Regions from separate parts of the Homo sapiens genome. Here regions 2, 3, 4 and 5 are each linked to region 1. The links are chromatin loops, found by intact Hi-C in ENCODE. Cell type or tissue: HCT116. All regions are shown on one strand.

Evidence for each region. Hi-C counts contacts between places; a loop is a spot of excess contacts. Peaks named below come from ENCODE experiments on the same cell type or tissue, not always from the same donor. Only the 100,000 strongest peaks of a DNase experiment are listed, where the experiment ranks them.
Region 2: it touches region 1 in a loop (4-fold over the local background); 2 of 110 quality-filtered maps call a loop at or near these places.
Region 3: a loop joins it to region 1, with 5 times the contacts of the local background. A loop is called at or near these places in 8 of 110 quality-filtered maps.
Region 4: a loop joins it to region 1, with 2.2 times the contacts of the local background. A loop is called at or near these places in 3 of 110 quality-filtered maps.
Region 5: it touches region 1 in a loop (7-fold over the local background); 5 of 110 quality-filtered maps call a loop at or near these places.

What each region holds. Positions count from the first base shown.
Region 1 is chr13:100,511,966-100,516,965 of GRCh38, reverse strand. PCCA (propionyl-CoA carboxylase subunit alpha) reads right to left here. Exons shown (of 24, transcript NM_000282.4): 22 at 1,399-1,539. Among named protein-coding and RNA genes, the nearest start is that of PCCA-AS1, 33 kb to the right of the region's middle. In HCT116, a CTCF peak has its summit at 1,936 (motif pointing right); DNase peaks (open chromatin) are centred at 1,955 and 4,365; H3K4me3 peaks cover 581 bases; H3K27ac peaks cover 300 bases.
Region 2 is chr13:99,968,069-99,973,068 of GRCh38, reverse strand. It overlaps ZIC5 (Zic family zinc finger 5), which reads left to right and starts at 1,302. Exons shown (of 2, transcript NM_033132.5): 1 at 1,302-2,942. The coding sequence starts at 1,466. In HCT116, no CTCF peak of the experiment used is centred here; a DNase peak (open chromatin) is centred at 2,618; H3K4me3 peaks cover 3,852 bases; H3K27ac peaks cover 3,931 bases.
Region 3 is chr13:100,439,665-100,444,664 of GRCh38, reverse strand. The region is part of intron 20 of PCCA (propionyl-CoA carboxylase subunit alpha); the gene reads right to left. Among named protein-coding and RNA genes, the nearest start is that of PCCA-AS1, 39 kb to the left of the region's middle. In HCT116, a CTCF peak has its summit at 1,988 (motif pointing left); a DNase peak (open chromatin) is centred at 1,202; H3K27ac peaks cover 715 bases.
Region 4 is chr13:100,345,464-100,350,463 of GRCh38, reverse strand. The region is part of intron 18 of PCCA (propionyl-CoA carboxylase subunit alpha); the gene reads right to left. All of the region lies in intron 3 of LOC105370335 (a long non-coding RNA gene), which reads left to right. Among named protein-coding and RNA genes, the nearest start is that of PCCA-AS1, 130 kb to the left of the region's middle. In HCT116, no CTCF peak of the experiment used is centred here; a DNase peak (open chromatin) is centred at 2,323; H3K27ac peaks cover 1,756 bases.
Region 5 is chr13:100,086,356-100,091,355 of GRCh38, reverse strand. PCCA (propionyl-CoA carboxylase subunit alpha) reads right to left here and starts at 2,263. Exons shown (of 24, transcript NM_000282.4): 1 at 2,131-2,263. The coding sequence starts at 2,235. PCCA-DT (PCCA divergent transcript) reads left to right here and starts at 2,413. Exons shown (of 2, transcript NR_132422.1): 1 at 2,413-2,723; 2 at 4,629-5,000. RefSeq lists a silencer at 1,934-2,113 and enhancers at 2,394-2,653, 2,684-2,733. In HCT116, no CTCF peak of the experiment used is centred here; a DNase peak (open chromatin) is centred at 2,345; H3K4me3 peaks cover 2,700 bases; H3K27ac peaks cover 1,536 bases.

The DNA.
Region 1 (5,000 bases):
AAAAACTTAAGAAAAATGAAAAAAACAAAACAAAACCCTTATATTGTTTACGAACCTACATATCTAGTCACTAGAAGATTCCACTGACAGCTCTGATAATGTCACGTGCAAGTGAACGATTCTTAATGTCAAGGCCACGAGACTATCCTCTTACGACCCTAACTCTGGAGAAGGAAGATGTCCTCCCCTGAATTTTACACACATTACACACACACACACACACACACACGTAATTTTTCTTATGGCCTCTCCCAAATCCTTAACACGTGGGCATTAGACAGTCTTAAAGAGGGCTTTCTTCCAGGAGTATCAATGCTTTCACAGCAAACAACAATTCACAGCCACGTAGCCTCTTTTATGCCTTTCTGAAAAAGTGGACAGTTCTATTTCTGTATCACCAGGTAAAGCAGCTGTTAAGTCGGTTTTCTAACTTCGCATATTAGTTTCAGGGCTGGTCATTCAAACAACTAAAACTGATCATGTTTTCTTAATATTCACATTTATTGCAAATACTTTTCTAGAAGCCAATGCCAACTACCTGATTTTTTCCTCAATGTTAAGCAGATATTTTATCTGTACTATTGAGAAATCAGGAGGCACTAAAATGTAAGTCCCAGTGACCTGAGATACAAAACGGAATCACCACCTCATCCATGAGAGACAGTCATGTCCGGATGCTATTTTCCTGCACATGAATAAAAATGCAAGTATTTAAGTGTACCTGGAAATCTGGTTGCCTCCTAAATTGTTTTCTTTTCACTTTTGCTGCTCATCAGTAGAGATTTCTATCCATGTTCTAAGAAAATGTGTGCATCCTATCAATTCATCCATGTAAGTTATCTCGAGGAAATAATATAGCTTTGATTTGTGCTTTAATGTCACAAGATCAAGATGAAAAACTTCAAACTGTGATGCTACATTTTATTTACCAAGTAATGGAAGTGCTCTGGTACTGTACAGATTGCAGAATTAACCTTTCCTCAACTCTTCTTCCCAATTAGACATTTGTTCCAGGAATCATGCAAAAAGTTCCTCATCGGAGTATTATTCCCTGGCATGACTTCAATGGATGCTTTGAGCACAGCATACTAGAGAGTAAGCAGCACTTTTAAGGAAAGTACTTCCCAAAACACTGCATTTGCAAAATGATGGAATGCATCTGGCCTTCTTTCTGCTCCACTCCCAGATCATTTGGGAGGGGAAGCGCTGAGGGTCCTGGCACCAACGTAATGCAAACGTGAAACAGGTCGACAACACACGCAATCGATTTTGCTGTTTAGGGGGCGTCGGTTAAGTAAGAACTGCAAAGAGCCGAATCGTGCTGTGCCGTTAGCCGTCGCTTTGGAAGGGGAAGTTGGAGACCAGCATGTCCTGCAGAGAGACACACACAGCCCTTACCGCGTCTCCAGGCTTGACAGAGACGGCCACCACCACTCCGGGCATCGGGGAACGCAGAACACTGCTTGTGTCCTCAGTCACTTTTTCCAGCATAAATTTGTTCAATTCTGCGGCAAGTCTGGTTAAGATATTCACCTTGTACTTAAGGGAAAAACAAAACCAAACCATAAATGAGTTTAAATGAAATTTTCCTCAAAAGTAGCATTCATTCTAAATCAATTTTTAGCTTTTAAATTCAAATTACAGTAAGAGCCTTAAATTCAAATGGTTCTCAATTGCTGCACACATCAAAATATATTTGTTTCTGTCATATATTGAGCTATTTCAGAAAGTTCTTGAAATAAGGGCTATTCCAGTTATTAAAATTAATCATTGATAAGTATCATCCTGTATCTTTAAGAAAAACATCTCAAAACGTTATAAAGAAAACTGAGAATTTTACTTGTATTCCCTTCACCACCTACAAACTTATCCCTATCAAGGAAAATCCCATGAGCTGGGCAGACCCAGGGGATGGAGGAGGTGACATGTGGACAGGCGCCAGTAGATGGCAGCAGATGGCTGTTGCAGCTTCCCACAGCCCTCCAAGAGCGGCTGCACTACGTATCAGTAAGTTAAGACAATGGGGTTCAGTGTTCATTTTGGGCAAAATAGTATTTAAAATTCCATTTTTTCAGTGACAGAAAATGTTATATTCATGACTGAAAACGTTGGCTTTTCTTAAAGGCACTATGTAGTCTTTCTGATGTAACAAGATGGTTAGGAAAAGATGCAAGATAATGAGAAAGCCTTCTGCACTGAGAGACAATAACATCAAGATGTTATAAACACTGATGGAAAATACGCACAGACAAGTATATTCATGGCACCTTCTGTAGGTGGCTCTCAAACAATCGGGCATATTTAGGGCAGTTCAGTGAAGCAGAACATTTCAAAAAAGAGAATTCCTATCCTCTCCGTGAATAAATCTATGAGCCACAATTTGGTCTATCCAAACAGAAAAAAGATAAAATGGTTTGAGGAAGTGTCTCTTGGTGAAATTGGAACCACCACCCGAAGGTTCTGGATCCCTACCAGGTCTGATTTCTCTTGGGTAAGAAAGAAGCAGCAGTGAGACAGCTCCATTTCATTCAAAAAACCTGCTGTAACTCAAAGCCTCCTGTGGGCATCATGATGGCAGGGATGCAAAAACAAAATATAATTCCCCCTTTAATTCTGCATGGGGACGGCGGGAATCTCTAAGTGCCTCTTCACAGGGCCTACTGAAAAGGGTGGGGGCAGAGCTTTGATGGCCTAAGTTCCAAGTGGATTTGCGACACTGTGACAGGTTGAATAATAACATCTTTTGCATGTTTCTTTACTCCTGAGTGTGTGTTTTGCAATCAAGACATAGAAGCGTCTGCCAGTTTCTGAAGGATATGTTCCTTAAGTGAAATTACAGTGCAAATAAAAGCTTTTTGCTCCTATTAAAATTCATCTGAGTCATAAGTGGTGAGGGAAAAAGCGAGGAGAGTGCACGCTGCTGTCAGTCTAATAAACATTCTGGGCAGAGGGACTATTTATCAGTGAATTGTACCTCCAAGTCCTTCATTAAATCAATGGGGGAAGGTGTGGAGGGACAGAGAGGACTATAATTGGACCAAATTGCACAGTTTTCCTATCTGTGCTGTCTGCAATGGGGGAAAAAATCCAACATCACTAGAGGCATCAGAGTCAACAAAAAAGTTACTTTTCTAGTTGGTATCGCCCTGAGCTGCGCCTTCTGTGTGACTGACTTACGACGTGCCTTGTTCAGTTTTCAGTGTAGCACACAGATCTATTTTTTTCTTGTTTTGCAGAATTCGACTTCAAAATATGAAGCCTAAATTCAGGAAAAGTATCTTCATTCGCTGAGAATATGATTTACCACATTTCCCCACAGTGGATATACTCCAAAAACTAAGTTTAGTTATATCACAGATCAGCCTGCATATGAACGAAGCGCTAAGACTGTATTTAGCTTCATTTCTCCCCAGAAATTACAAGATTCTGACGAACACTGGATCCTTTTACTATTTTTATAATTTTCATCTTTCAGATTCCTTTCTCTGTAGGACTCCTGCTTTGCTTGGAAAGAGATGTAAAAGAATCACAAACTCAATGCCTTTAGATGCAGTCTTTGTTACTGATGAGATGTTCCTTTTCCTTTTGTATTTGTTTATTGTTCTTAAATCTGTTTGGGGGATAAGTGACTTATTGTAATAGCAAGTAAAAAATAACAACGGGGTAAACTCCTCCAGAGAGGCCTTGGTGCAAATAGTTGGTTTAGAAATGACCTTTCTGAATATAAAAAGAGAAGACAGAGAGAGATTCTCTTTTTAAGATTACCTTTGATGTTGTCCTGAGCCCGTGAGTGTACCACACAAACACGCCTTCTTAAAACAGCCTCTCAGCTGGCCTGTGCTGTGCTGCACGGGGCGCGTGCCGGGATGGGGCCCAAGCAGGGTGCAGCGTAGGGGCCCATCAGAATGAACTGCCTGGTGAGAACCGTAAAAGCTTTTTGATGCCCCAGAAAAGAAGTCATTTAAGAATGTACACCAGGGCCTTCCAAGCTTCTGATCAAAACTGCTATTTACTAGCATCTCTGGATTCTTTGGGGGCACAGAGAGCCAATGCTTTGTGAGACTTCAGGAATGTGCCCCTACCTGGACCGTGGGGTACAAGCTCGGTTTCACCGTGGGCATTTAACTATTCCTCAAGGGTTGTGCGAAACTCCCTTAGAGAGTTTTGATTTTAAGTTTTTGTGGTTGTTTTCAAGAAGATAAATCACAAAGTTGATGTTTGAGGGTAGGAATCCAAGACTCTGAAGGCTTGTGGACAGGACAGAGTAGTAGGATCCCAGAAGCAGCCAGGTTTTCCCGCTGCCTGGGTAGGATGAGGGAACATGCCAGCGTGGGTGACAGGCAGCTGCCTGTGGGTGGGGCTGGGCTGCCATGGAGCCGGAAGATGACTCGCTCCAGTGAGCTCGGGGCTGGTCAGTGCGTGGAACTTCACTCCGCTGGCTTAGGAAGGTGTTCTCCAGACCACACAGCCAAATGAAAAAAAATGTTCTTGAAAAACAGCTCACCACGTAAGTGAGAACAGAACAGTTGCTCTCTGGCTTGGCCTGGTGGGACTCCTCAACCCACACACGACAGTAATGGGAGGGAATGAGGTGTTATCTAAGGACTGAATGACGGAAAGGTGACCCGAACCCGGGTCTCTAAGCAAATTAATTTTATGGCCTCTACAGTGTGAAATCATGTCTAACAAGAAAATTTCTCCCAAAAGATTAAAAGAAAGAAAGAAAAGGAATCACAGCTGACATGAAAGGGTCAGGAGGAAGGCCACAAGAGCAGGACAATGACAAGAAACACCAGTGGGATTGTTTTTAAAACTGACACGCAGCTCTTCCGTGGACCTATTGAAAGCCTGGGGGCTGAGAGTGGTTGCTGCAGCAGGAGGCGGCGGCTAGTCACAGTCTGGGTGAGAGAGGGATGTTATCACTGGACCTCATTAAGAAAAGCATCCTGCAACTGGGCATGTATGCCTGCACCCCAGAAATCAGCACCCCAAAGACAGCA
Region 2 (5,000 bases), 540 kb after region 1:
AAGGACACTTTTGGGGCAGTAAAATCCTTAATTTGGGGGGAGGGTCCCACATTTCTCCGCCCACCAAAAAGTGATGCAGGGAATTTCTATTTTTAAAAAATCGATTTGATACCAAACCTCTGGAAAGGGATGGGATTCGCTTTTTTAAAAGCCAGTTTTTATGGTTTTCAAATAAGACATCTTAGAGGTAGACTGGTTTATGAGAAAACGATAAAAAGGTGAAAGATTATTCTATCAGTAAATAAAAAGCAAAGATATTTCTTGATTTCAAAATAATATTTTATTGGATCAGTTCTAATTGTGGATCAGTCAAAGAAACTGAGGCATACATGTGGACTGTGGACTGGGATCTGGACCGGAAGGAGAAATTCTACTTAAAGGACGGTGCTTATTTAGCGGCTTCTCTCTGCAGAGATGCCGTTTGGCCTGCCCCGCCACTGTATCTCCGAAAGGCAAAAGTTAGAATCGCTGCCCGATCTCCTCTCCCCCGCCCCTACTGTAGATCTAATTGGAAGTGGCAGATCTAGAACCGATGAGTAGTGAGATTACACTTCCATCCAACTCCTTTGAACCATGTTGAAAAGGACTCTCCATGAGATAAAAAGTCGAGGTAAAACGGTTCCTTTGGGGGAAAGACTTATTTTGACTTCACCTGGTGTTTCGCGGAGCCAAATCACTCAAGTTGTCTTGCAACCAATAGACTTTATCTTCTTCACTCCGTCTACTGTCTATGCGCCCTAGGTGAGCGCTAGGCAGGTTGGGTGTCCAAACAAGAAGTTTCTAGCATCACCACTACAGGTAGGACGGGCTATTCACCCTTCTCTCCCAAACAGCAGCCCAGGGCTCTTCCACCCCACAAGAGAGGTGGAGGTAGAGGCAGAAAGTACTTGGGTGCCAGAAGGCACACAGAGAAGTGAGGCCAAGGTTTTTGAAACTGGGACTGCCCCTCGGGGGTCCTCAGCCCCTCACCACCCCGCGCCCTCTGCCCGCGTGCCGGCGCGCGCTCCGCGAGGTGCGTCAAGGAAGAGCGGGGCGCTGCGCGCGCAGGCCAGGCTCAAACTTTCTGCAAGTGCAACTTGGGCATCCCCGGGGAGGCGGGGACGTGTGGCTCCAGCGGAGGAGGGGGCGCGAAGCGAAAGCGCAGGCGGCCGCAAGCACGGGGGCGAATCCCCGCTGGGTCGAGGGCCTGAACGGGAGCCAATCGAGCAGCCGAGGCTACTGCCAATCACGCGGCTCCCTCCAATCCCACCCGTGCCATTTCCAAAATCTCGGTCCCACTGTGCAGCTCAAATGTGGTGTTCACTCTGCCAATCGCTGGAGGATAGAGTGGGAACAGGAATAAGCAGAGTTAAGAGGCCAGGACAAAAGAAGTTAAAGAGCGCCCAATACATACATGTTTTTGAAGGCGGGCAGAGGGAATAAAGTCCCCCCAGTGAGGGTCTATGGGCCTGATTGTGTAGTTCTGATGGAGCCCCCTTTGAGCAAGAGGAACCCGCCAGCGCTGAGATTAGCGGATTTGGCAACGGCTCAGGTCCAGCCGCTTCAGAATATGACAGGCTTCCCGGCGCTGGCCGGCCCGCCCGCCCACTCCCAACTCCGGGCCGCCGTCGCGCACCTCCGCCTGCGGGACCTGGGCGCTGACCCCGGCGTGGCCACCACTCCGCTCGGACCCGAGCACATGGCCCAGGCGAGCACGCTGGGCCTCAGCCCTCCCTCCCAGGCGTTCCCGGCACACCCGGAGGCTCCGGCAGCCGCCGCCCGTGCTGCAGCCTTGGTCGCGCACCCCGGCGCGGGCAGCTACCCCTGCGGCGGGGGCAGCAGTGGCGCGCAGCCCTCCGCGCCCCCGCCCCCAGCCCCTCCTCTTCCTCCCACCCCTTCACCCCCTCCCCCTCCCCCGCCTCCTCCTCCTCCTGCCCTCTCGGGCTACACCACCACCAACAGTGGCGGCGGCGGCAGCAGCGGCAAAGGCCACAGCAGGGACTTCGTCCTCCGGAGGGACCTTTCCGCCACGGCCCCCGCGGCGGCCATGCACGGGGCCCCGCTCGGAGGGGAGCAGCGGTCCGGCACCGGCTCCCCCCAGCACCCGGCCCCGCCTCCCCACTCGGCCGGCATGTTCATCTCCGCCAGCGGCACCTACGCGGGCCCGGACGGCAGCGGCGGCCCGGCGCTCTTCCCCGCGCTGCACGACACGCCGGGGGCCCCAGGCGGCCACCCGCACCCGCTCAACGGCCAGATGCGCCTGGGGCTGGCGGCGGCAGCGGCAGCCGCGGCGGCTGAGCTGTACGGCCGCGCCGAACCGCCCTTCGCGCCGCGCTCTGGGGACGCGCACTACGGGGCGGTTGCGGCCGCAGCGGCGGCCGCCCTGCACGGCTACGGAGCCGTGAACTTAAACCTGAACCTGGCGGCTGCGGCGGCCGCAGCAGCGGCCGGGCCCGGGCCCCACCTGCAGCACCACGCGCCGCCCCCGGCGCCGCCGCCGCCGCCGGCGCCCGCGCAGCACCCGCACCAGCACCACCCCCACCTCCCAGGGGCGGCTGGGGCCTTCCTGCGCTACATGCGGCAGCCAATCAAGCAGGAGCTCATCTGCAAGTGGATCGACCCCGACGAGCTGGCCGGGCTGCCGCCGCCGCCGCCGCCGCCGCCGCCGCCGCCGCCACCGCCCCCGGCCGGCGGCGCCAAGCCCTGCTCCAAAACTTTCGGCACCATGCACGAGCTGGTGAATCACGTCACGGTGGAGCACGTGGGAGGCCCCGAGCAGAGCAGCCACGTCTGCTTCTGGGAGGACTGTCCGCGCGAGGGCAAGCCCTTCAAGGCCAAATACAAGCTCATCAACCACATCCGCGTGCACACCGGCGAGAAGCCCTTTCCCTGCCCTTTCCCCGGCTGCGGCAAGGTCTTCGCGCGCTCCGAGAACCTCAAGATCCACAAGCGTACTCATACAGGTGGGTGTCTGTCCCCGGCCGCGCCGCCGCCGCCGCCACCAGCTCCTGCGCCGCCGCCGCTTCCGCCGCTGCTTCTCCTCCTCCTCCTGCTCGCCTTAATTTTTTTCTCCTTCTGCTGCTTCTCTTCGCATACGTATAACCCGGACATGTGACTTCTTTTTTTTTCTCTCCCCCCCTTTTTTTTTTCTATGAATAAGTAATTCGATAGCACACACAGGCCCCGCGTTGGGTTCCCACACGGCGGAGTCTCCAGCGCGCCCGCAGCCCCTCGGCCGGGACCCGCAACGCGCGCCAGCCGCCGCCGCCGCCACCTCGGAGCAGACGCAGCAGCAGCTGGAGCAGGAAGGCGCCCAGGACGGTCGGCAGTCCCCACCCGCCCGGCCCTGGGAAGTCTGGGAGGGCGATGGAAAGAGAGGCCGGGCCGCCCCGGCAAGCGCCTCTCTTCCCACCGGGTCGTAGGCCCCGCGCAGTCTCCGCGCTCCGAGGACCGGGCGTGGGATTTGCTGCCGGATTTGGGCCGCCCGAGGCAGGCCTTCCGGGAGGGGAAGGGACCCCTCCGGGAAGACAGGAATGCGCTTTCGGAACCCCGGAGACCACTCGCACTCGCCCACCGTGACACACTCTTCACGCACACCTTCTTCTGCGTGCGTCTCCCACAACTTTACACACTCATATCCTCCTGCGCGTGCACCCCATTCCCGCGACACCTGTGTGTCCTCACACTCACATCATTTACACGCCCCACGCGCCCTCTCACACGCAGTATCACACTCGCCCTGGAGGGTGCTGGAGTTGACATCTGCCTTTCTAGAGAAGGTTCTAGTTGTAGGAGGACCCGAGCCTCCCACCATCGGTGAGGCCTACCCTGTCGTGGAATTGGTGGGGAGCCACCGGCGTCGTGGGGACCCTCCCACCCCACCTCAAGCCCTGCCTCTGGGGATCCCACAGCGCTGAGGAGGGCGGCTGCGGCGCGAGGCGGTGGATGGCTCCTGTGGGTCGTGTGCCCCCTTTGAGCGGACCAGCGCGTCGGGCGGAAGCGCTGATGAGCGCGAACGCAGTCGGGATTTATAGGGACAGATACGATTACCCCTCGGAGGACACTTAAGTAACTGGAGTTTACGTTCAGTAATCACTTGGCAGATTTATCGGCGCTGCTGCGGCCAGGAGGTAGCCGCCGGGTCCCACGCTCGGGCCGGGGGCGCTCGGGGCTCTGCGGGGGCAGCAGCGTCGGGGTGGCCCGAGGCGGGAGCCTTGGCTTGGCTCCTGCGGGCCGCCTGATGGCCGGTGGGGAGCACGTTTTCCCAGGAGCCCCTTTTCTCTCTAATCGGGATCAGTCCGCCTTAATGATTTTTCCAGGAAGAAACTTCCCAGGAGGCTCTCGTAAAAACGCCCTGGCCCGCTAAGCCGGCTGCTCGCTCCTGTGCCCAGCACTTCTCGGCAGGGCAGGATCCAGGGACCGTGAAGCCGCTCCCCAGCCCGGCCCCGAAAGGGAACTCCCAAGCGCGGGGCCGCGCGCGGCCTAGGGCCCTTCCCGCCTGCCCAGGCCTCGCGAGGGGAGCGGCCTTCCCTAGGCGGCTGCCGGGAGCTGCGGGCGCAGAAGCCGATCCGGGCCCCCGGCGGGACAGGCCACGCCCTGCGCACTGTCCCCGGTGGCTTCCCGGGGCACGCGCGCGTGCGTGGGGTCGGGGGGGGCGCGGGGGACCCCAGGCGGCGAGGGGACCCGCGGTCATTTGGGTTTTTGGCTCTGCGTCTCGCGGACGGTTGCATTTCCTGCCCCCTCCCGGCGGCCGCGTGGGCCCCACCCGGTGGAGCGTGGGGGTCCCTGCGGGAGGGACGCAGGCGCCTCGGGTTCAGACTCCAACCCGCGCTTGGTGTTTCTGGCGGTCCCTGGGCCGCTCAGCTATTGGACATTGTGTTCTGAGAGGGCCCATCCGGACTTCTTTCCCTCCCTGCCACGCCGCTCTCCCTTTTGGGGGTTATCCGGGATCCCGGAACGGATTGATCAAAGGGACTAATCCCCGGGCCACTTCCGAAGGCCCCTTTCCTGACCCACGTGCC
Region 3 (5,000 bases), 72 kb after region 1:
TTGAGACCATCCTGGCTAACATGGTGAAACTCCATCTCTACTAAAAATACAAAAATTAGCTGGGCATGGTGGCGGGCACCTGTAGTCCCAGCTACTCGGGAGGCTGAGGCAGGAGAATGGCGTGAACCCGGGAGGCAGAGCTTGCAGTGAGCCAAGATTGCATCACTGCACTCCAGCCTGGGTGACAGGGCGAGACTCCGTCTCAAAAAAAAAAAAAAAAAAAAAAAAAAAAAGGTTGTTCAAAACCAGCCTGGCCAACATGGTGAAATCCCGTCTCTTCTAAAAATATAAAAATTAGCCGGGCGTGGTGGTGGCACCTGTAATCCGAGCTACTCAAGAGGCTGAGGCAGGAGAATCACTTGAACCTGGGAGGTGGAGGTTGCAGTGAGCCAAGATTGCACCACCACTGCACTTCAGCCTGGGAGACAGAGCGAGACACCGTCTCAAAAAAAAAAAAAAAAATTGTGGGCTGATGAGACAGTTAACAAAAATTTCAGATTAAGGGATGGCACGATGGCATGGCAAGTTTAGGGAATGTTAAGCAGTTCAGCGTGGCCAGAAATAGGGTTGGATGAAGGTGGAAGTGGCAAGAAAGGAAACCAGGAAGGAATTATAAACCCAGGTCAGATCTTGTACAAAGAGAGCTCATACCTGACAAAGTTCTTACAGTTAAGAACTGGAGTGTGACATGCTCATGTTTTAGAAAGACGGTGGTCTGAGGTCATGCTGAAGATACATAGAATGGGGAAGGACGAGGCTAGGAGACCGAGTAAAACACCACTACAATCATTCAGTTAGGAGCCTGATGTGCTAAGCAGCCACAACAGAAGAACTAAGTCTGATTCAGACCTAGGACCTTAGGATGTGGAGAGCAAACAGACCTGAAAGACGATCTCAATTTTGCTCTACAGATGAGGAATCTAAGGCACAGGAATACAAAAAGTAATTTGGCTACCTGCAACTCTGCACAAAAAACTTTAATCTTGGTCCTGAGATTAAAAAAAAAAAAATCACAATAACCCACTGAACTGCTGCGTGGCAAGAAAGTCTGTGCATTCAGCTTCATACGACAAAAACTGCAAAAGCAGCTATACATGGCAGACAAAAATGAATGAATGTGGCTATGTTCTAGTTAACTGCTTATCATCAATAAGATCTGAATGTGACATCATACTTCTCATGGGTCATGAAACATTATTGATTTTTTTTTTTTTTGACAGTGTCTCATGCTGTCACCCAGGCTGGAGTGCAGTGGCATGGTCACAGCTCTCCACAGCAACTGCCTGGACTCCAGCGATTCTCCCACCTCAACCTCCCAAGCAGCTGGACCCACAGGCATGCACCATTGTACCCAGCCAATTTTTAAAAAAATTATTTGTAGAGACAAGGTCTCACTATGTTGCCCAGGCTGGATGAAACATTCTTCTTTAATTTTTTCCCCCAACTATTTAAAAATGTAATAACCACTCAAGTTGTGAGCCCCATAGAAACAGACGGTGCCTCCTGGTCTAAGCCACCAGTACCTCTCACCTGAGGTCTGCAATGGTCAAATCAATGATTTCTCTGTCTCTACCCCAAGGCCTGCAATGATTTAAAAAATCACATCACATCACTCTCCTACCCAAACCCTCCAAACGCTCCACAACATGAATAGAAAGAAACAACACAAAACAAAACAGTTCTTTGGCCCCTAGATGATCTGGTTCTGTCTTCCTCGTTCCACTCTCCCCAACTGGCCTTCACACAAAACAAGCTTGTCCCGTTTCAGAGCCTCTGCTTTGCCCCTTCTGCTACCTGGGACTTCCTTCCCCCAGACTTCTGCACGTTTGCCCCCTCCTCTTCGTAGGTCTCAGCTCAGTGTTAGCTATTCAGAGAGGACTTCCTAGCCATCCTTGCTAAAGCTGCCTTCTCTAGTGACTTTCTATCAATTTCATAGTCTTCATCCAACTTCTTAGTACTAAAATCACCTTATTTAGGTATTTACATGTTTAGTATCTACTTCCCCCTGCTGGAAGGTAAGTCTTGTTCCTTGTTCTATCTGCAGAGTCTAGAACACTGCCTAGGCCATACTGGGCGTTCCCTTCTATGTAGGAGACACTAAAACAATATTATCATTCCTTTGGCTGACACTACAAAGGTTAGATTCATTCCCAGGCAAATAGAAGTAATTTTGTATTATGTAAAATGGAAACAAATTTTCACATTAAAAACAAACTGTATCAATGAATGTGTGACCATAGGTATAAGTACCAATAAGCTGTCCTTAACATTGCATTCAATTTAAAGCAGGTCACAATTACATATATAATGACTGTCACCTTTTTTTCACCACTCTCCCACAGTTTGTAAAGGAAGGAAGGAAGGAAGGACAGGCCAGGCGTGGTGGCTCACGCCTGTAATCCCAACACTTTGGGAGGTCAAGGAAGGCGGATCACTTGAGCCCAGGAGTTTGAGGCCAGCCTGGCCAACATGGTGAAATCCTGCCTCTACTAAAAATACAAAAATTGGCCGGGCATGGTGGCACGCGCCTGTAATCCCAGCCACTCAGGAGGCTAAGGCAGGAGAATCGCTTAAACCTGGGAGGCGGAGGTTGCAGTGAGCTGAGATCATGCCATTGCACTACAGCCTGAGTGACAGAGCAAGACTCTGTCTCAAAAATAAAAAAAAAAAAAAAAGAAAAAAGGAAAAAGAAAAGATTGATGTAAAGAAAAACAGAAATAAAATTTCACTCAGAACTGGAATTTATTTCAATCTTCCCTAGCAGTAAGATATACTTTTCCTAGAGCCTAGGATTAAGATAATTCAGTTTTAGAATCCACAAAAAACAAAGTATTCAATGCCTATCATGAGTCTAATGCATGCCAAAACAAATATGAACTGACCACTTGATATGCTAATAGCAAAATTCTTCATAAAAATTAAGACTTGTATTTGATGAAACATATCCACGCTTATTAAAATATTTTCTGCAAATATTTCATCCCTTTTCCTATTTTAAATGGCACTCCAAAGCCAGATAAAAATGTTCTCCTTTTCTTATTTTGATAGTCTGCTCCAATGTTTACATAATATATTCCTTTTTATTTCTTTAAAAAATACTTTAGAAGATTTTGTTAACAAAATGACTTCAACATTTGTTAGAATCAAATTCATACAAAATTAGCAAAGTTATTCACACAAAGGCAAAAACATTTGCAAAACAATAAATCAAATGTTCCAAAAATACCTTCCTAGGATAATAAAACCAGAGGTAATTTCACCTTTAAAAATAATGTCACTGAACAGTAAGAGGAAGAAATAGTAATAGTTTTCTTTTTCCCCTCACTGATTTCCAACTTGGTAATATGTTTTAAAGGCCATTACTGTGGGATTTGTCTTATCGGTCTGCAGTGCAGCTGTTTGTATTATTTTCCACATTTACTACAATCAGTGTTTATACTACTCAAAATTCTCTTCCTCAGGCAGCAACGAAAATATAATTTTCTAGTTAACAGAAGAGGAGAAAAGCTTGTATGTGTGGGGGTGTGGGAAGGGGAAGTTCAGAAAGACATTTTCCCATTCGGTTAAATTTTAAAAGCAACTCCAAATTATAAAACCCAGAAAACTGCTAAGCTTCTAGGACTACATTACAAAAGCAGGTAGCCTTGCATCAAAATTAATACTTTATACCATAGCTGTAAATACATCCCAGCTGTTAAACTGCCTTGAAATATTTTAAAGCAGAGTCAACAGAGTTATTTCTGTTCTACTGGTGAGCTTGTTTCTAAGATGTGTAGCTGTATTGATATGTCAGGAATGTAAAAAGGATATGGTTAATAATTACTCTTTCATTTCCTACTTCATTCGAAAAATACCAACCTCTACTTATTCTAAGTTATATATTTATATATCCTATATATCCTGAGAGTGTCATGTCACATGCAATGATTCTAGAGAAATCACATGTGTAAAGTACAAAATAATAATGACTTCAAACAGATGGGGGTGGGGGGAACATTTTTAAAACCTGTAAAACACTTTAGGACTGAAAACATAAGACAATTACTTCCCAATTCATTTGTGTACCAGCAAAGTACAGGCAAAAATGTATGCCGCTTTATTTTTCTAATTAAAATATTAATTTTACTATCTATAAACAGTTATTAGGATTAAAACTAAAGTTTATTCTTGGAGGGTGTGGGAGCTATTTTAATCTAAAAAAAACTGAAAAGAAAATAACATTTTTAACTTCCTCTCAAGTAGATATGAAAATCAACAATTTATTTTCTTCAAAACTGAAATTTAAGGTTACAATTTTAAAATTGATTCAAATTCTGTGTGGACAACCATTTGTATATATACTACAGATAGTTTCACAATCTGCAAACAGAATAACATCTCGTCCATCATATTCATGTGCTTGTGTAATATTTTATATTACATAGGCCCACTGGGCATTTTAAGTTATCACGTTTTATATATATATATATATATATATATATATATATATATATATATATATATATATAATTTAATACTCTAGTCATTTCACAACTAATCCATTTAATCTGGTATTCTTCAGTAAATAACATGAGATTCATGTGACACTATTCCAAATTTGTCTGCTTTAACATAGAAAATTAGTTCCACTTAGCTGAATATCAAAGACCTATTCAATATAGAATGCAGTGGTGCTACAATCAGCTCTGCACTGTTATTTATAATAAATTTATCTTCTTTTGAAAATATTTGAGCAAGAATATGAGAAATAGAAAGAAAAAAGTCTTCAAAGGTACAGCATGAATAGCTTCACATCACACAAATGCAGAAATTGTTAGACCTTAGCAGGATCTCAAGATATTTTCAAAAGTATTTAGCTACTCCTCAGGCCTGAAGGCAACCTGCTGTGAGCAGGTGGATAGAAGAAATCACGCCATACAAAGAAACAGGCCAACAGCAGTTAGTCGGCTCTGCTTGCAAATGTTCAAACAACGTGACTATGCACGATGAAAATCTAGTAT
Region 4 (5,000 bases), 170 kb after region 1:
TGTTTTCTCCCATCTTGTTGCTTTTAGGGGATTTATTTGCTCAAATGAACGTAGCTATTTCCAAACACAAAGAGTGTATACATACGTTTGTAAATATATACTTAAAGTGCTATTTTTTTTTATTGTATAGTTAGGTATCACGTCACCTTCATTGTCACAGTGAAGTGGCTTATCTGAGAGTATGAAACGAGTTATGATAAGTTGTTTTATTTTCATTGACGTATAAATGTGTTATAATTTCACATGCTCTTTTAATTCAGAAGACATCTTAGTAAAAGAGCCAGTATGTACCCGTTCAACAATACCGGCTTTTCCTTGGGAATTATTTTCACACGGTTACTTTTTTCTATGTTTCTCACCCCACTCATCTTTCAGTGGTTAAGATCATATTTCAAAAACCTTAAACTTTTATCATCTAATTGAAAATTTAATAACAGGTGAATAAATTCTATATCTGAAACCAGGAAAGGCAAAGAAAAATAAACAGATAATTGTCTCTGCTAGGCAGAAATCACTAAAAAATCGATTCTCCATTTTATCAGGAAGCCAGATGAGGAAAGATAATACAATACAAATGCAGACACAATGACTGCACATACAAAGAACCCAAGAGGAAGTAATTTCCCGTTATGCTACTGTGGCTGAAAGAGTTAAACTGACACCAGGCTGTGTAGCCAGCCGTGATACTTGATATGTTCTCCTAAGCCTGAGCACAAAGTACACTGATTCCATGCAGCCAAAGTCATCCTCCACCAAAGGGAGTGCTTTATTTTAACCTTTCAGGCTGAAGTATTTCCATTAATATTATAGGCCATAGTGAAGTTGTTTCTTTTTCTGAGTCTTTAACCCCTGCTCAAATACCAAGAGGGAAATTATGAGGATAAAGTAGAAACCAGAAAGTGGCCGGGCGTGGTGGCTCATGCCTGTAATCCCAGCACTTTGGGAGGCCAAAGCAGGTGGATGACCTGAGGTTGGGATTTTGAGACCAGCCTGGCCAGCAGGGCAAAACCCAGTCTCTACGAAAAATACAAAAATTAGGCCAGGCACGGTGGCTCACGCCTGTAATCCCAGCACTTTGGGAGGCCGAGGTGGGTGGATTATCTGAGGTCAGGAGTTCGAGACCAGCCTGACCAACATGGAGAAACCCAGTCTCTGCTAAAACTACAAAAAAAATTAGCCAGGCATGGTGGTGCACGCCTGTAATCCCAGCTACTTGGGAGGCTGAGGCAGGAGAACTGCTTGAACCTGGGAGGTGGAGGTTGCGGTGAGCTGAGATTGCGCCATCGCACTCCAGCCTGGGCAACAAGAGCAAAACTCCGTCTCAAAACAAACAAACAAACAAAAAATACAAAAATTAGCCGGGCCTGGCGGTGCATGCCTGTAATCCCAGCTACTTGGGAGGCTGAGGCAGGAGAACTGCTTGAGCCCAGCGGGCAGAGGCTGTAGTGAGCCAAGATCACACCACTGTACTCCAGCCCGGATGAGAGAGCAAGACTGAGGAAAGAAAGAAAGAAAAGAAAGAAAAGAAAGAAAAGAAAAGAAAAGAAAAGAAAGGAAGGAAGGAAGGAAGGAAAGAAAGAAAAGAAAGAAAGGAAAGGGAGGAAGGGAGGAAGAGAGAAAGAGAAAAAGAGAGAGAAAAGAAAGAAAGGAAGGAAGGAAGGAAGGAAGGAAGGAAGAAAGAAAGAAAGAAAGAAAGAAAGAAAGAAAGAAAGAAAGAAAGAAAGAAAGAAAGAAAGGAAAAAAAACGGAAAGTAAAAGCTGATTCTCAAGAAAGCTGAATCCAGATCCAAGAAAAAACAGACATTTTGAGCAAAAATAAAGATTACTAAAAATGATTAAAATGTTACCTTTACTATTTTTTCTTCCAATCATTACCAGTTAGTGAAACAAATTATTATATCAAACTACAATGTCAACAAAATCATTTTAGCTTTTAAAAAAAGTGGTTGTTTAATATAACTAGCTTTTAATGATTCATTTCTGTCAATATAAGTGTTTAAGAATAATTATTAAAAAGAAGCCTTCATGGTAAGTCAGAAAAAGATTGAGCTCATCAAATTCATTTTATAGTCATCCCCCAAAAAATGGCTATTGTTTCTGACATTAACTTTTCTTTTTTTCTAAAATGAACCACTATTGTTTTACTATCCAAATACTAGGGGTATGTATTATTAATGTGTTTTTCCAAGTCATAAATGATGAAAGAGTGAAGCCCATAGAGAAATTGGGAAAATAAGATCAGCAGCCAAAACAAGCAACACAAAGGAAGGGCTGTGGGCTACTGGTTTGGAAGGAAAAACATTTCACGGACACACCCATGACAAAGCAATACAGAGCCACACCTGGAGGGTGACTCTTAGAATCCATTCCCAAGCCGATTGTGAAAACATGACTCTAAAGCCAAAATGTGAAGGTTCAAACACCGTACATCAGCTTTCATGATGTAGGTGTCAAGGACCTCCTCAGTAAGCAAGCCAGAAACATAGCTTCACTTAGCTACACAAGATTATGCTTCCTGAAGAAGAACACTATATTTACTAAATGTTACAGCTCTACACTGTTATAGGGTGTAGCAATTTTACAATAAACTGATAATACTAAATAAGTGATAGTACCTTTTTTTCAACAGAAAATAAACTCACCAAAAATGAACAATTGCTTGTTGTATAGAAAATAAATGTGCAATTATCTGGATAAGTGAACTTGCAGTCTACATATTTCATAAATACATATTTTGTTTCTAACTTCTAAAAGATAATGAGTTAAAAAATAAGATACTTAAATTTTTTAATGTAGCAATTATCACATTTACAATTTTAGCTAGAAATTAGCAAAGACTATAAAGATTGCTTCTTAACCTCCACTTTATAAAGCAATTGCCCTAAATATTTCAACAATCTCTAAGGAATGTTGTGTTTAAACTATCTAAAACACTACAAATCACAATATAACATACTCTGTGTTTCCCAAAAGCATTCATTGGAATATTAATTTTTCAAAGAGCTTTTAGGAAAAAGGTTTTCACAAGAAAAAAAGAGTGTAGGTAAGAGTCCAACTATATCCTGCTCTTAAGAGTTTCAGAATGCATTTTAGTATATAGGAATACCTTGGAGATACTGTGAGATCAGTTCCAGACCACTGCAATGAAGCAAGTATTTCAATAAAGCAAGTCACATGAATTTGTTACTTTTCCAATGTGTATAAAAGTTACGTTTACACTGTGTTGTAGTCTATTAAGTGTGCGATAGCTCTTAAAAACAATGTACAAACCTTAATTAAAAAGTAGTTTAGGCTGGCGTGGTGGCTAACACCTGTAAACCCAGCACTTTGGATGGCCGAGGCAGGCGGATCACAAGGTCAGGAGATCGTGACCATCCTGGCTAACACGGTGAAACCCCGTCTCTACTAAAAAATACAAAAAAATTAGTGGGGTGTGGTGGCATGTGCCTGTAGTCCCAGCTACTTGGGAGGCTGAGGCAGGAGAACTGCTTGAACACAGGAGGCGGAGGTTGCAGTGAACCAAGATCACACCACTGCCCTCCAGCCTGGGCGACAGAGCGAGACTCCATCTCCAAAAAAAAAAACTTTATTACTAAAAAAATGCTAACCCTCATCTGAGCCTTTAGTGAGTCATAATCTTTTTGCTGATAGAGGGTAGCTGCTGACTGATCAGGCTGATGGATGCTGAAGGCTGGGGAGGCTGCGGCAGTTTCTTAAAATAAGACAACAATAAAGTTTGCTAAACCAATTGATTCTTCCTCTCATGAAAGGTTTCCCTGTAGCATGTGATGCTGTTTGATACCATTTTTCCCACAGTAGAACTTCTTTCAAAATTAGAGTCAATCCTCTCAAAACTTGCCGCTGCTTTATCAACTAAGTTAATGTAATATTCTAAAATCCTTTTCAACAATGTTCACAGCATCTTCACCAGAAGCAGAGTCCATCTTAAAAACTTTGCTTTTTAAGCAAAATTTCTTTGCTCATCCATAAGAAGCAACTCTCATCCATTCAAGTTCTATCACGAGATTGCAGCAACTGAGTCACATCTTCAGGTTCCACTTCTAGTTTTCTTGCTATTTCCACCCCAACTGTAGCTATTTCCTTCAATGACATCTTGAACACCTCAAAGCCAGTTCTTCCAAACTCCTGTTAATGTTGATCTTTTATTTTGCCCATTGAAGCACAAATGTTCTTAAGGGGATCTAGAATGGTGAATCCTTCCCAGAAAGTTTTCAATTTGCTTTGTCCAGATCCATCATAGGAATCACTATTTATGGCAGCTATCGCCTTGTGAAATGTATTTCTTAAATAATAAGACTTGAAAATCAAAATGACTCCCTGATCCATGAGCTACAGAATGAACGTTGTGTTAGCAGGCGTGAAAACAACATTAATCTCCTTGTGCTTCTCCATCAGAGCTCTTGGGTGACCAGGTGCACTGTCAATGAGCAGCAATCATTTGAAAAAAAAATTTTTTTTTTTTTGAGAAGTAGGTCTCAACAGTGGAGTCAAAATAATCAGTAAATGATGCTGTAAATGTACATTTTGTCATCCAGGCTTTGTTGTTCCATTTCTAGAGCACAGGGAGAATAGATTTAGTATAATTCTTAAAGACCCTAGGGTTTATGAAATGGTAAATGAGCACTGGCTTCTACTTCAAGTCATCAGTTGCATTAGCCCCTACCAAGAGAGTCAGCTGGTTCTTTGAAGCTCTGAAGCCAGGTATTGACTTTTCCCCTCTAGCTATGAAAGTATGAGATGGCATCTTCTTTCAATAGAAGGCTGTCTTATCTACATTGAAAATCTGCTGTTCAGTGTAGCCACCTTCATCGATGATGCTAGTGAGATCTTCTGGATAACTTGCTGCAAGCTTCTACATCAGCACTTGCAGCTTCCCCTCCACTTTTATGTTATGGAGACAGCTTCTTTCCTTAAATCTCATGAACTAAGCTCTGATAGCTTTAAGCTTTTCTTCCGCAGCTTCCTCACCTCTCTCACCC
Region 5 (5,000 bases), 430 kb after region 1:
CAACACATTAAAAGGAAAAAACCAGGTAAGAATCATCAAAGCGTATGTATTACACAGTAAGTGTATAACAAGTGTACAACAGTAAGTACAGTAACAGCCTTCCTCTCAGCCTCTCCAATCTAAAATGTCAGTGTCATCCCTCCCACCTCCAACATCAATGTCTTCCCACTGCTCTAAGACAAACACCAAACCTCATAATGTGATCTATAAGAGCCAGATGGTCTGACTCCTGCCAGCTTCCCCAACACCATCTACTCTCTGCATCAGAGCCTCTGTAGGCTTTTTTCAGTTCTTCTAACCTGTCATTCCCTCTGGCCACAGGACCTTTGCATACACTGCTCTCTCACCTATAACATTCATCTCTGTTTGTTAGAAAAGGTCACTTCATCCTTCAAAACTTGTCTCAATTTTCAGTTCCAAAGGAAAACACTCCCTTACCGTAGATAGCATAGTATGATTAAGAGCACAGGTTCTGGAGTTCTAAATCCTGTTTGCCACTTATTGGCACTATAGCTTCGAGCAAGTCACATTAACACTCAGTGCCTCACTTTCATCTTCTGTAAATGGGGGACATACGACTGTTGTGAGATTGAATAAATTAGTTCAAGCAAAGCAACAGAACAGTATCTAGAACACAGAATTCAAAATCTTGGCTTGGTCAAATCCCTCTATTTTATTTTCTTATAGCACCCGGGCATCTCCCCTAATACCATTTTACACTTGTTACAGTCTCCCTACTAGAGTAAAATTTCTAAGAAAGCAGAAACCATATTCATTCCCCAGAAGTGGAAGACAGGAGATATTCAGTAAATATTTGTTGAAAAAAATAGCTACAAGGACGAAGCTGACGCCCAAGGAAGAGACCTGTCCAATATACAAAGCCTCATGCGCCTGACCCCAAAGCCCACACTTTACACCATACTAACTTGCCTCCTATGTAAATGCATAAGTCTTACAGCTGCAATTGAAGTGGCCAACACAGATGAACAGAATGATAAAGATTAAAGAACACTAAACTGTATGGGAACACAGAAAACAGTGAAAGTCCGCACGCTGAATTGGACACAAAACAAACATAGGTGCCACTCACTTCCATGTCGATAAGCTCCAGCTCTCATACTGCCCACCTGGGGCTCGGTTCCCTCCTCTTTAAAGAGTAGGATGGGGCAGGTCGTCTCTAAAGTGTCTTCAACGTCTAAAATTAAATGACTATAAATCAAGTTATGTGGCAATGTTTTAATAATTATTTTTTAAAAGGAAGTTTAACAAGCACACTGAACCAGCTGACAGATGGTTTTCAGGGGACCTTCATTTTAAAGAATGTGTTCAAGTGCCTCAACAAACCTTATAAAGTAGGTTAGGTGGTCTGTGCCCCAGAATTAACGACAGACTCGACATTGACTGGAGACAGAGCTCAGAAGCACACACAAGCACTCCAACCTGTTTGTCAATCTGCCATCATGACAGCCTAGGTATACAGAACAGTCATGAAATGTGTTTAGAACAGTGCCAAAATCAGGCTCACCACTATACCGAAAAGGAAAGTAAGTTCACGGGATGCATTTGGTACACAGTAGACTGGGGTGTCATACAATTAAAACAGGCTTTCAAATGAAACGTAAAATCTATTGGCAGTCCTGACATGGTATAATACTTTAAAAGATAAGACAAACTCACAACCCTAACACTACTTAAGCAACAGTTCACAGTGTCCCTTCAAAAATGCTGGAAAGAGGCAACAGAACACGGAAACTATAAGGACACCTAAAAAGACACCCTGGAAAGCTTAAGACAAAGCCAATGCCGCGGGGCCCTGGAAGCAGACCTCGAGCAATATGCCTGCCCAAAGCCATCAGCCGCCTCGGAGGGCGTGCGGGCACCCAACTGCCTCTGCCCTAGGCCTCTCTGCTCCGCAGGATCCCCGCGAGGAACAGCTGCAACGAGGGATGCCTCCTGAGCCCGCTGCCACGCGAACTCCGGGAGGGAGGAAAGCAAGCGGTGTAGCTGATGCGGAACCGGGGCGCGGGGGCAGCCGGACCCAGCCAGCGCTCTCCCGGCGCCAGCCGCCCAGAGGCGGCACGGCTAGAAGCCCAGTGAAGCCCGGACCCGCGAGGCCCCGTTGCTCCTCACCTTCAGGGTCCGCAGCGCCGCGCTCAGCATCAGCTGCTGCGGCGGCCACCGCCCACGCCGTCCGGCAGCGACCAGCGGTGCTGTCCCGACCCAGAACCCCGCCATTGTTGTCCCCGCAGACCGCCCCTCTGCTGACCTCTCACACAGCCGGAGGGGGTGGAGAAGGGGAGCGCAGGAGCTCCGGCAAATCACGAGCCAGAAACCCGATGCCCCGCCCCCTAACTTGCGGAAAGGGGAGGGTGAGTGGTCGGCCAGATCCGCCGGATCCGGGATCCGGGAGTCGCGCTAGGACCTGGAGGGCTAGTCGGCGGGCTGCGCGTCCGGCCGCTAGCTGAGCTGGAGGCCACCGGCCAGAGCCGACCCCAGGAGTGAGAGAGACAGGGGCGTGCGTGAGTTCCGGCGGCCTGCACCGGGCAAACCCCGTACCTTCCCAGCATCGGCTCAGCAACCCACGTGCATCCAGGCCGGTCAATGTCATTGAGTCACCTCCGCGCCTTGGCCACCCTGGAGTCCCGAGAATCCGAAGTTCCAGACAAATGCCCAAACTACATTCCTGCATGTTCGAAAGCGTAAATTGCAAAGCACAAATCCAGGTAAGGTTTTTAACGACTGTAATAACACATAAAAAGTTCTAGGTCTGGAAATCAGAGATCCGAGCTCAAGTCCTACCTCTGGCACTTAATATGTGTGTGTGAAAGAAATTAGCCACAACTAGAGTCAGTCTTTGTTGCTCGCAAGCAGAAACCCTTGTTAGTACAACTACTGGCCAGGCGCAGTGGCTCACGCCTGTAATCCCAGCACTCTGGGAGGCCGAGGCGGGAGGATAACCTGAGGTCAGGAGTTGGAGACCAGCCTGGACAACATGCCGAAACCCCGTCTCTACTAAAAAATACAAAAATTAGCTGGGCGTGGTGGCGCACTCCTGTAATCCCAGTTACTCGGGAGGAGGCTGAGGCAGGAGAATTGCTTGAACCCTGGAGGTGGAGGTTGCAGTGAGCCGGATCATGCCACTACACTCCAGCCTGGGTGACAGAGCAAACTCCGTTTCGAAAAATAAAATAAAAATTAGTACAACTATTAAGGGCCGGGCCGTGTGCTAGAGCCTCAGATTCCCTCTTACTTGAGAGTTTACAAGAACCTTAATGGAGTATATATTATTTCCATTTGGAGAAACTGAAGCTGTAGCAGGGTAAAGTCACTCAGCGAGTAAAAGGTCAAACTAGGGTTTGAACCCAAATCTGGCTGCCTTGAGGGACTGGGCTCATGTTTTGCTATATTATGGAAATTTTAAAATATATACAAAAGAGATAAAATTGTACTATGATCACCCAGATACCCATTACACCGCGTCAATGAATCAACATTTTGTCAATCTTGTTTCATCTATTCCCCTTTTTATTTTGTGCAGGAATATTTTAAAGCAAATCTAAGACATCAGACCACCTCACCTATAAACACATCAGTATTGGGGGTTCTCCTCTTAACTACTTTGCATCTCCTGCAGAGTCACCTTGAGAGAGTTACAAAGCTAGGAATGGCCTAGAGTACACTACAGCATGGTAAATGCCCAAAGAGAGAGAAATAAAATGGGGATATCAGAAAGGTGACATTTAATGGAATTTTAGAATGTAAGTAGGGACTTTTGTGACAAAATGAAAAGGATTATCAATTTTACAGGACTTCTCACTTATGTACCTCAGTCTTCATTCATTTTCTACCTGGGAAACTTGCTTTTCTTTTTTCTTTTGTTTTTTGTCTTTTCCCCATGTTTTACCCTTTGGATTAGTTTTCCTTAGGCCCTGTTTGTTTTTCTTATAGGAGTTCTTTTTATGAAAGGCACTTGTAGCAGAAACTGCTTCTCATGCTATCCATTCTCCATGCATTACTTTAGTAAGAGTGCCCCTGAGATCTAGCTGGGTACATGGCCACCCAGCGAAAGGCTGCAATAGCTAGCCTCCCTTACAACGAGGTGTAGCGCCATGACTAAGGTCTGGAATGTAAGGACTGTGCCCTCCATGCCCTCTTCTTTCTTACCTAAACAAAGATCTACATTTCCCAACTCCCACTGCAGCAAGGGTGCTTACCAAGATTTGGTTACTAAGTTTTGGCCAATGGGACATAAGCACAAGTGACATAGACAACTTTTGGGTTATACCTTTAAAGGGAAAGGCTTGCTTTCCACTTGCCCTTCTCCTCTTTCCAGTTTGCCAGAATGTGGACACTACAGTGGAGGTAAAGTTGTCATCTCAGATGATAAGAAGGAAGTTAGGTGATCGGGGAGACAAAACAATATACCAGGAGCCTTTAGTGCCTGATTCTGTGGAGCCGCCACGTCAACCCTGGAGTGCTTTGTTCAGATTTTTATGCAAGCAAGAAAAATACTGTATCTTGTTTAAGTTATTGCATTGTGTTTTTTTGTTTTGCCTTTGTTACAGCAGCTACATGTGTGTCCTTACTGATAGAGGACTAATATTTATCTTTGCCTTTTCCATTTGAAGTTGTAGATTGTGGCCGGGAGCAGTGGCTCACGCCTATAATCCCAGCACTTTGGGAGGCCGAGGCGGACAGATCACGAGGTCAGCACTTCGAGACCAGCATGGCCAACATGGTGAAGCCCCATCTCTACTAAAAATACAAACATTAGCCAGGCATGGTGGTAGGCCCCTGTAATCCCAGCTACTCGGTAGGCTGAGGCAGGAGAATCACTTGAACCCGGGAGGCAGAGGTTTCAGTGAGCTGAGACTGCACCATTGCACTCCAGCCTGGGCGACAGACCAAGACTCCATCTCAAAAAAAAAAAAAAAAAAGTTATAGATTGTAAGGAAAATACCCCCAAGGAAGTTGAGGACACAGCAGACTTGGACTGTCTC